Linked DNA regions of Mus musculus: region 2 is linked to region 1. Evidence: chromatin loops called from intact Hi-C (ENCODE). Cell type or tissue: left cerebral cortex. All regions are shown on one strand. Links, peaks and the distances in the headings refer to the core of each region. The heading gives the core; the rest is flanking DNA. Region 1 has its middle 110 kb from the start of Grem2. Region 2 overlaps Opn3 (opsin 3).

What was found. A loop is a pair of places that touch in the nucleus more often than their neighbours do. Peaks named below come from ENCODE experiments on the same cell type or tissue, not always from the same donor. Only the 100,000 strongest peaks of a DNase experiment are listed, where the experiment ranks them.
Region 2: a loop joins it to region 1, with 2.9 times the contacts of the local background. A loop is called at or near these places in 6 of 42 quality-filtered maps.

The regions. Positions count from the first base shown.
Region 1 is chr1:175,028,317-175,033,698 of GRCm38, reverse strand. No RefSeq gene overlaps it. Among named protein-coding and RNA genes, the nearest start is that of Grem2, 110 kb to the right of the region's middle. In left cerebral cortex, for the core only: no CTCF peak of the experiment used is centred there; DNase peaks (open chromatin) are centred at 1,440 and 3,237; H3K27ac peaks cover 262 bases.
Region 2 is chr1:175,666,043-175,671,424 of GRCm38, reverse strand. All of the region lies in intron 1 of Opn3 (opsin 3), which reads left to right. Among named protein-coding and RNA genes, the nearest start is that of Chml, 20 kb to the left of the region's middle. In left cerebral cortex, for the core only: a CTCF peak has its summit at 2,232 (motif pointing right); DNase peaks (open chromatin) are centred at 1,155 and 2,236.

The sequences.
Region 1 (5,382 bases), core at 324-5,323:
AGTGCAGATTATAGGTAGAAATTGGTGTGGCAGAATGGGGAGTAAAAATAAATTCATGTGTAGGAACTGTTGCCTTAGAGGATACATATTGTTCATCTCAAGCTGTTAGAAAAAAAAAATCCATCACCCTGAGCAAACTATAAATCATAGATATTTCTTGTTCAGAAACCCGACAGACATGAAGTCAACATCAAGGCACCAGGAGATTTGGGGGGCATTTCCTCCTGTGCAGCACTTCGTTGATCCTTCCTACTAAATGAAAGGGCACAAAGCTCCCAAGTCTGATCAATGGGGGCAGCAGCCCATTCGTGAAAGCACAGTGGTATCTAGTCACCTCCCAGAGCCCCCACCTATAATACGCTTGTGGTCAGGCTTGTGAGGGAGAGTTTTACAAGGACACAACCATTCTGCCCAGAGAAAAATGAGGCTTTCCAGAGCCAGATATTAGGTATTAGTCAGTGAATTGGTTTTGTAATTACTATTAAAAAATAAGAGGGGGAGAGAAAAAGAGAGAGAGAGAGAGAGAGAGAGAGAGAGAGAGAGAGAGAGAGAGAGAGAGAGAGAGAGAGAAGCAGGGAAAAAGCAGAAAGGAGCCAAGAAAAGGAACAGGGAGGAAAGCACTTTGAATATCTCACTGACCACAGAGTATGCTGGAAGGAAGGACAGAGTAGTGCAGGGGACAGGAAAAATATTCTAAGAAGGAAAGGGTGGATGGATTTGGTTGAATAGAAATTCCAAGCTGCCTTTAGCGGAAAAAGAAACACATATAAATATTTGCAGTAAAAGAATGCACCCAGTGAATGTCATGGCCTTGGGCTCCTTGCATTCCAATGTCTGGCCCTAGAAAACCTCTCTTCTTGTCACACTATACTCTCAGGCCCTCACTACCAGATATCCTAGGCAGCTCTCCCCCAACAGGAGGTGCCATAGCCTTTCTGGAAGGGGACCTTTGTCCGCACATTAGCAATCGTTTTTTGCAGAACCAACATCCCAAACTCTTTCCCTTTTAGAAGCTTATGAAGAACTAAAGGATTTAGTTCTGAAAGAACTTAGTTCTCAGCAGTAGAGAATTGTGGGGGTTTTTTGGTTTAAGCATATCCACGAAACAAAGTATTATACTGTCATTTAAAATAAGGCTTTAGGAAAGAGATCGAATCCTGCTCCCTGACTGCTCATGGAAGATGAGCATTTTCCGTTTTCTTTAGTTCTGTTCCATGTTCTCTACTTGGAGGAAAAAAATAATGACCTGTATTCCGGTTGTGGGTTCTTCATTCCTCTACTTTTTGGGAGAGCAAATTGCCACAGTGTTTCGAGGAGTGTAATTTGGCAACATAAATAAAAATGGTGACAAGGGAGAGCAGATGAAGGTTTATGGTTGTCACAGTAACCAGAGGCCTGTAGCGCTCGCTCAGTGGCCGAGTCCTCCATATGTTATAATTAGCTTTACCTTGGGGCCATGAGATGGGAGCTAGTTCTGTACAAACGTGGGAAAAGCTGCTCATTCCCTGCCTGCTCCAAATGACCTAGCTTCCTGCTGTCACACAGAAAGGGACACTTAGACTCCACTGCCTAGCGTTTGCAGTCTTACAACAGTAGGCCCTGGGTTGAGCATCTAAAAACAAGCTATTTTCTCCCCTGGGGACTGAAGCATTTTGAGTTTTTCAGTGTATTAATATTTTATGTTTGCATAAAGGTCTTATATCTCAGAGTCTGCATTTCTGAACCTTTTTTTTTCCTTCCTCCCCCTTCTTTCTTTTCTTTTTCTTTCTGCTTTTAGAAATGCCAATTTGAATTTGGCATGTATTTAATAACATACAGAGACAGCGAAAAGAAAAAAATAACAATAATCCTTTGCCTGGACACAGCAGAATGAGGGCGGGCAGAGACTGGGAAAAAGCTGTAGGTTTTTGTTTGCTTGCTTGCTTGTTTGTTTTTCTTTTTCTTCTTTCTCCTCGGGAAAATAAGCTTGCTGATTAACATCAGGAAATATAGAAAGACTTAGAATTTCTGATGTTTTCGAATGATTGTCACCTTCATTTATACCTGGTGAAAGTATAAGAATGCACAGATTCCGAAATGAACAGGACACTTCCCTACCAATGCTGTAATTCTCTATCACAGAACAGGAAACTGGGCATCAGAGAGGTGTCAGAGCCCCCAGCAAATCGAAGCTGTCCGCTCTGAGATCAGGTCCTCTCCCCATTGACTGTAACTTAACGTGCTTTCCAGGGGGAGGGCAGGGTGATGGCTCCATTAGTAACATGCTTCCTGGGGAAGCAGCAGGAACTGGAACACATGGAGATGTGTGCCTGCAGTCCCAGTGTTGGGAAGGGACACGGGTGGATCCCCAAAGCCTGCTGGCAGCCAGCCTAACCAAACTCCAGGTTCCGTGAGAGGGACTGTCTTAAAAATTAAGGCAGACAGCATATATGGGAGATAGAGCATATGTGGGAGATAGAGCATATATGGGAGATAGAGCATATATGGGAGATAGAGCATATATGGGAGATAGAGCATATATGGGAGATAGAGCATATCTGGGAGATAGAGCATATCTGGGAGATAGAGCATATCTGGGAGATAGAGCATATCTGGGAGATAGAGCATATATGGGAGATAGAGCATATATGGGAGATAGAGCATATATGGGAGATACTTAGCATTGATGTATGCCTTCTGCTCCCTCCCTGCCTCTGCTTGGCCAGAGAACTTGTTTGCTTACAGACAATTCCTCTAGGCTCCTCCCAATAGTGAGTGACCTAGCAATGGCTTGCATCATCACCTGCCACCATTAACTGCCAGGGTGTGGCAGCCTATAAAGAGGAGTGTTTGCTACCCCAGCCCCCTCTGCCCTCTCCCCTCTCCCCTGTCCCTTCTCTTTCTCTCACCTCTCCCCTGTCATCCTCTCTCCTGTTCCCAGTATTTCTGACCACCCTCTCTTTCTCTGCTCTCCCTTTCTCTGCCTGTAACCCTTTTTCAGGTCTCCTCCCACTCCCCAAATGTCCTTACATCAGGTCTGCCTGTCACATGGTGTGATTTCTCAGGGGGACACCTTGTTGTGGGCCCACCCGGTACTCCTTCACTCCTGTGGTCACAGCATTAATGTTTCATAACAATCCACAATGTAGCAAGGCAAGGAGTGTTACAACTGTGAAACCTCCACTTCATTTAGTAACTAGAAGCGGGAGAAATCCTGGCACCACCCCTGCCTTTCACTCGGTGTCTGTTCCTCTGTGTGATCCTACACAGGCATAGTAGTCATGAAGGCAAGCCTGTCCGGCTGACCTAGCTCATCCCACGTTGGAGCTGAAAGCACCAAGATAAGTCATCACTGTAGACAGACAGTTATCCTGGATTCCAGGAAGAGTGGAACTTTGGAGGACTCACCATCTCCTACATCAGGACAATTCTCCATGCATGGGAGGCAGCGCCCTGTAACAAGAGTCACTATTGTGTAGAGAGGAGAATGAGTCCTTCTATTGAGTAAAGGCATGACAAAGTCTCCTTAGGACCACCTCCTCACAGAGCCAGATCTAAGACCACCCAGGCACATCCTGAGCGGGCCTGTTTAATTATGTTTAATCAATGCTTGCCTCTCATCCAGATTCTTCTGTTTAAACTTATCTTGAACTTGAACTTGAACTTGAAGATGAACTTACCTTGAAAACCTTTATCTGTAGCTGCATTGAATTCCTGGGAGGCCTGTTAGGACTGCTAATGCCTGGGCTTTTCCCTAAACTGTAAGACACTACTACTTCCTTATTCACACTTAAAGGAACTGAAGAGCCTCAGAGAAGCGGGAGTGGTTGGACAGTGTTGGGGAACCAGCACTGTTTCTTCTCCAGTCTCTGATCCCAGCTTTCTCATTCCACTGCAAGCTGTTCTACTATGGTCGCCTGTTATCTATTTATTGAATTATCTGGAATACAATTCTTTTAAAATGATATACAGAGGCTCGGAAGATGGCTTGGTGATTAAGAACTATGGTTACTCTTCCAGATGAACCAACTACAATTAGAATTCCAGCCAGCTCCAGGGAATCTGGAAATCAGTGAACACACCCATTCTCTCTCTCTTTCTCTTTCTCTCTCTCTCTCTCTCTCTCTCTCTCACACACACACACACACACACACACACACCAGAGATAATTAAAGCAAATAATAAACTAATCTTTAAAAACAGAAGTATATATAAGAACCCCCTCCAACACACACACACACACACACACACACACACACACACACACACACACACACACATACACGCACACACACATTTTGGAAATGAAACTCATTCCCTATTTCTGTGCTTTTTAAAAAAATCTATACATTTTTCAGAGCACGTGGCCAGATTTTGATCAATATCTACAGGTTTATTCTTTCCCCTCTATATATGGGTTTCATGTTTTTAAAACTTTCTTCTCCTAAATATATGTTATATGTCATCACCAAATGTTGCTGTGTCTCTAATTTGCTCAGCAACCGTCTTTGCTGGGAACGATGTCTTTAGCAGACTCTGTGTCTTTCTCCCCCTCAAGCTCAGGTGTGGAACAGCAGCTCATTCTCCCCTGACTTAATTGAATTGGCACCAGTTTCCCCAGAGACCACATTAACAGCACGCATCACTTTCTGGTACCCGGGTCCTGGTCATCAATCATAGGTTTCAATGTCTGCAGACAGGCGGAGCCAAAACCCCTGTTCAAAGGTGCAGAGCGCCAACTCCACACAGCAGGCCTCAGCTCTCCAGGACGGGCTGTGTGCTGTTTAGACGCTGTGGAATCTTGTCCTCCAGCCATGGTGGAGCCAACACCCTTCCCCCTCAAGGTCTGAGAACCTGTGCTTCCAGCAGTGTGCAGCCCTCCTGCAGAGTCAGCCTTGCGGGAAAGGCTTCCGCTTGGAAGGAGACAGGCCTGGAGCCTGCCTGCTGAGCTTGGGATTGATGGGACTGCAGCCCAAAGCCAAGATGAGTCTTTTACAGATTCATGGGGGGCGGGGTGGGGGTGGGGGCGGGTGTGTGGGTAGAGAATAAGACACGAAGGAGACAGAGACACAGAGGGAGACAAACAGATGAAAGACACAGGCACGTTGATAGGTGGACAAAATATAAATAACCCTGCCTAGGAAGGATTTAAGAACTATTTCTCATTAAGTTGCCGGAGGCAGGCAGAGGTTCTGAAAGTGTCTGGTCCCTGTGGAATTCGGTCCTGTGGCTCTGCTCAGTCTTCTCTCCATCTTTGCTTAACACAGCAAGGAGTCTAAAACATAGTGAAGGCTGAGGTCTTCCATTGGCCCTTCTCATGTCAGAAAAAAACAGTGTCCCAGGGATCTTCACAGCAATCTCCACTGACAGGGACATTTATTTCTCCTCCCCTCCCCTCCCCTC
Region 2 (5,382 bases), core at 177-5,176, 640 kb before region 1:
TCTTTTATTTATTTAATGCCTATAGAATTTATCACATTGTTTCCTACCTATTTCTTTTATAACTTCTGTCTTATCGCCCAGCATGGTGCTTAGTGTGCAGTGTGATGTTGTGTGTTTGTTGGCAAGTGCTGTAAATGAATGCATCATCAAGCTGCATCTCACAGAACTGTTGGACTCAGGCTGATGCAGAGAATTAACATTTCAGGGCCTCTCTTGCATCCCAGCTCTTTAATTCTTTTGTATGAATGGGTGTATATATGTTTGTATATGTGTGTATATATTCTTCTGTGTGAGTATGGGTACACACACATCAGAGGACAACCTCAGGTCTAGGTCCTTGCCTTCCATCTTTGAGACAAAGTTTCTTGTTCATCGTTTCTTATGCCAAGCTCACTGGCCCTGACACTTTCATGGATTCTCTTGTCTATACCTCACCTTACATATGAGAAGTTCTGGGATTAAAGATCATCTAACTTTTATGTGGGTTGTAGGGATCAGAACTCAGCTCCTGACACTTGCCCAGCAAGCACTTTATCTACAGATCCATCTCCGTAGCCCTCAGCTTTGTAGCCTACTTCCTATACATTTGCACCAACTCCATTAAGCTCTTCATATTCATCAATTCAAAATCTGCCTCTCTTATAGCCCCTCCCACTATCCCAGGCAGAGGAAGCCCTGCCTCCCTGGACCTCACCAGGATCCAGACGCAGCATTACCTGTCTCCTGCTCGCTAAGAGATTGTTGTCAGCATTTATCAAAGCTGCTGGCTCCCAGCAGCTGGCAGCATGGCCATGCCATGAGCAGCACTGTGGAGAGCTGACTTTTTAGTGTGCAGCCTTCAGAGTCTGAGGGGACCCAGAACCTCCCAGTGGCTGCACGGAGTTTCCAGGTACCTGGTTCTCAGTTCTCTGTTTCCCTCTGCAGTCTTCCCTGGTGATCTGCTTCTGGTCCCTAAGGAATTACTTTCCTCTGTCGTCCTTCTCCCACTTCACAAAGGCCTGCTCCTTTCCCTTCTCAAAAGTTAGTCTGACTGGAGTGTGGCCAGCGAGGAAGGAGGAAGCCTCCAGGATTACAGCATAGGATAATTTAAAGTGCGGATGATGATACAAAAGAAATGAATACTGTTACAAATTGTTAGGGAAGGCTGGTTTGATGACTCAGCAGGTAGACGCACTCGCTGCCAAGCCTGATTACCCGAGTTCAATACACTGATTCATACGTAAGCAACAGATGGCAAATGGGGATTTCCCCCTAAAAGTCTGCCCTGAGGACATAGTTTGTGTGTGTGCACCTAAAACCAGTCCATGGGCAGACAGACAGCAATTTAAATAGGCCGCTGTCCAGCAATGGGGAATCTAGCTAGATTAAGGTACTAAAGACAGGTATTCTCTGCCTGTCCATGCTTTGATGGATGATGGTCCAGTGCCAGGCCAGTGTGGTCCTCACAGGGTCGCAGCCTCTAAACAGGTCTAGGTGCGGGTGCTTCACTCTTTGTTGGTCTGGTGTGTTAATAAGTTCTTTGGTTTGATTCTTCTGATATTTTAATAAACCCAGCTAATGTTCCCGGATGACTTTGGCAAGTTTACAGGCGGCACCATTTTTCTTTTTGGAATGCTGCATATCGGTCTGTTCCCTGTGGGCTGTGCTGGGCAGGAGGTTGTCATTAGCAGGTTGTCATTAGCACCATCCAAATGTACAATAGGTGCAGGCATCCTGTTTCTGTCTGTACTCAAAGCTGTGTTGTAAAATGGAACCACCCTTTTGGGATCCCTGCTGGGGACCACAGCCAGCCACCTTTGTCTTCCAGGAGCTGTCTCTGTCCAGACTCTAACATCACAGTCCCAGGGAACTAGCTCGCTTTGCATTTGTAGATGTTTCTTTTCCACTGAAAATACCTGCCTGACACATATTTCATGACCCTTTTCAGATATATCTTTGTGAGGTCACCCCCACCATGCAGTCCACCAGGATTGCTCTTTTCTCAACTTGTTATTGTGCCTTAGACCTAACGTACAGTAGCTCCATCCCATCTCATGTTGCCCTCTCCTGCTGCATATGAGTTAGCCTTACTTTTACAGGAATACCTGAACGTCCAGATGAGAAGGATCAACACCTCTAAGTCTTTCAAGGTCTACTGAGTCTTAAAATAGTCACAACCCACACCTTACCAACATAGCGCTACCTAAGATCATCTGTAGGGATGGGGAATGCAGAAGCCACTCTCTGCCAGTAGGTGGCATAAAGGCACAATCATAGGGTTCAATGTGGTTTTAATCAGCACAGGGGCCTTCATATAGAATTTTGCTGGTTTAAAATGGTTTTTCTTAGTGCTTGCTGACAGGAGCCTGATAAAGCTGTCTCCTGAGAGGCTCTGCCAGAGCCTGACAAATACAGAGGCAGATGCTCACAGCCAACCATTGGAAGGAGCTAAGGAGGTTTGCAAAGCCATGGAGGGAGCAACAGAGTCAACTGGCCAGACCCCCCGGAGCTCCTGGGGACTGGATCACCATCCAAAGAGTACACATAGAGGGACCCATGTTTCTGGCCATGTATGTGGCAGAGGATGGCCTTGTTGGACATAAGTGGGAGGAGCGGCCCTTGGTCCTATGGGGGTTTGATGTTCCGGTATAGGGGAATGCCAGGGTGGGAAGACAGGAGTGGGTGGGTGGTTGGGGGAGCACCCTCATAAAGGCAGGGGAGGGGGAGAGTATAGGGGGTTTCTGGAGGGGAGACCTAGAAAGGAAATAACATTTGAAATGTAAATAAAGGAAATATCCAATAATAAAAAAAGAAAACACAATAATAGAAGAGGATTAAAAAGTTAAACTAGAAAAAAATGGATTTCCTTAAGGGGATTAATTATCCCAGTTTATACATATATATGATAGTGCTAACCCTCTCGGCCTTCCCCATTCATACTAGGCTCCCTCCTGCTCCACAAAACTGTCCGGACTCCTTCCTCCCTTTCCTTATAGTACACGAGAGCAAACACACAATGTTAAGAAGAAAGCAATAGACTCGAGGTCAGAATTGGGTTCTCAAAATAGTCTCCACTACCGACAGGGCTCCTTGGCTCTTCTGAGTCACCGATATCTTTTTCTGGAAGAATGGCACACTGTATGTATAGTGATTGTCACAAAGCCTGTCTTAGGGTTTTACTGATGAAAACAGATACCGTTACCAAGATAAATCTTAGAAGGACAACATTTAATTGGGGCTGGCTTGCAGGTTCAGAGATTCAGCCCAGTATCATCAAGGTGAGAGCATAACAGCATCCAACAGCATCCAGGCTGAGCTGAGCGTTCTGCATCTTCATCTGACGGCTGCTAGCAGGATACTGGCTTCCAGGCAGCTAGGATGAGGGTCTTAAAGCCCACACCCACAGTGACACACCTACTCCCAAAAGGCCACACATACTAGAACAGGGCCACACCATCTAATAATGCCACTCCCCAGGCAGAAACCATCACAAAGCCTGACACATAGCTGGCACCTACTTTGTTAGTGGCCACTTCTCTTTCATTCCATATTGTTCTTAATGTATGTACTACGTGAAATGTGAAATAATTAGCCTCAACACCGGATGATCTGACAAAGTGGCTGGAAAGCAAAGACAAGACAGCCCATCCACCTTCCTGGGAAAGTAGGAAAAAAAAAAAGCATGTAATATGTATGTGAGAGGATGAAGGTGTTCAGGTGTGTGTGTGTACGTGCACATGCGAGTGCGCACGCGTGAGTACGAGTGTGTAGGTCAGAGGTCAATGTTCACTGTTGGCTCTGTTGTCTACCTTGTTTTGTGAGACAGGGCCTCTTACAGGTCTGGAGTTCAGCACGTAGGCTATGTCACACAGGCACATGCCTGTCTCCATGTGGCACATGCCTAGCTTTCTGTGTAGCCCCGGGAATCAGGATCAGATCCTCATGGCGAACCCTCCAGTAACTGATCCATCTTCCCAGCCCACAGTAAATAACTTTTACTCAGAACCCACAAAGTGCTGGAGAGAATTACTAAGACATCACCAGGGGCTGTGGTTTAGGTCATTTCAAGTGGATCGCCCAGAAAGACTAATCAGACTACAGCTACCGTTCACTGATCCACATGTTCTGCCCAGGAGGATCTGAGAAAGGTGGGCCTTGCTCCTGCCCTCTTCCTGTAAGTCAGTGTCCTGACCTGTGTCCCCTCCCTCTCTTAGCCCTGTGTTATTCCCTACCTTTGCATTCGTTGCTATTCACTGGCTTCCTTGTTGGACTTTTTCTCAGACTTGCCATTGGACTTGAAGTTCTGTATGACACCGTTATCCATAGGACTTTATGCCTACTTCCTAGCACCATGATTGCTATGTAGATAAACAGTAAATGAATAAATGAGTTACACTTGAACATGATTGATGCCTATACCCAGTTACTATGTCAGTACCTTTAAAAATTCATTTATTCATCTCTAAAATATGTTGAGACTTGTTCATTTACAACCGTGAAATTCTTTTTCTAAATGTTCTTGCCTAAGAAGAATTAAATAGTATTCAATGGAAATCAATGACAAATTAAAGGTCAAACTAACATTTGAAGTTAATTATAAAATTAAATACCATTATATTTAATAAAAATGTTTATAAAATTCATAGAGTCAACTATATTTTAAACCTCAAGTTATGTCCTTACCTTCTAGATGTCTTTTTAGGTAAATAATTATGTAAGGCTTTAATAGACTAAAGTTGGATTTCTGAAACATCTAATTTAACCCTCAGAATCTGTTACTGTAGTTTGCTTTGAGGTGCCTATGCTATTTGCTTCTGGTCTCTGTTCTCTAAAGTGCTCTTTCTTCATGCTGTGTTCCAGAACCCAGGCTTCTTTTGGTCTAGAAATAGTAAACACTCCGTTATGTATTTGGCAATTATTAATGCCATATGTATCAGAAACTATAATAGTACTGCCTACCCCTCCACTCTTACACACATGAAACACATGGTGCGGAGTCACAGCCAAGATGTCTCTTCATTTCCTACTTTTCCAGTCACAGAATTTTATAATGTGAACAGGCTTCGGTTTTATGTAAACAGAAATCCAAGACCTAGGGTGATTACCTTATTCTCAGAAGCTATGCAGCAAGATAGTCAGAGAGCTGGGATTGGTCCACATAACTCTTAACAGGATCCCAACACCTTCACGCTGCTTCTTTGAAGACCAGTCTTGTTTTCTTTCCCTGTGAGAACCCCGGATTCCAAAGGGACATGCCAGGCATGGTGCATTGTATTACCAGAGCCTTTCTCTGTGTCTATTCAGGCTGCTTTGTTTAATTCCATACTGCTGTGACAAAAGCACTTGGCAAACAGTTTAAAAGAAGACAGAGTTGTTTTGCCTTGTGGTTCTAGAGTGTTCCAG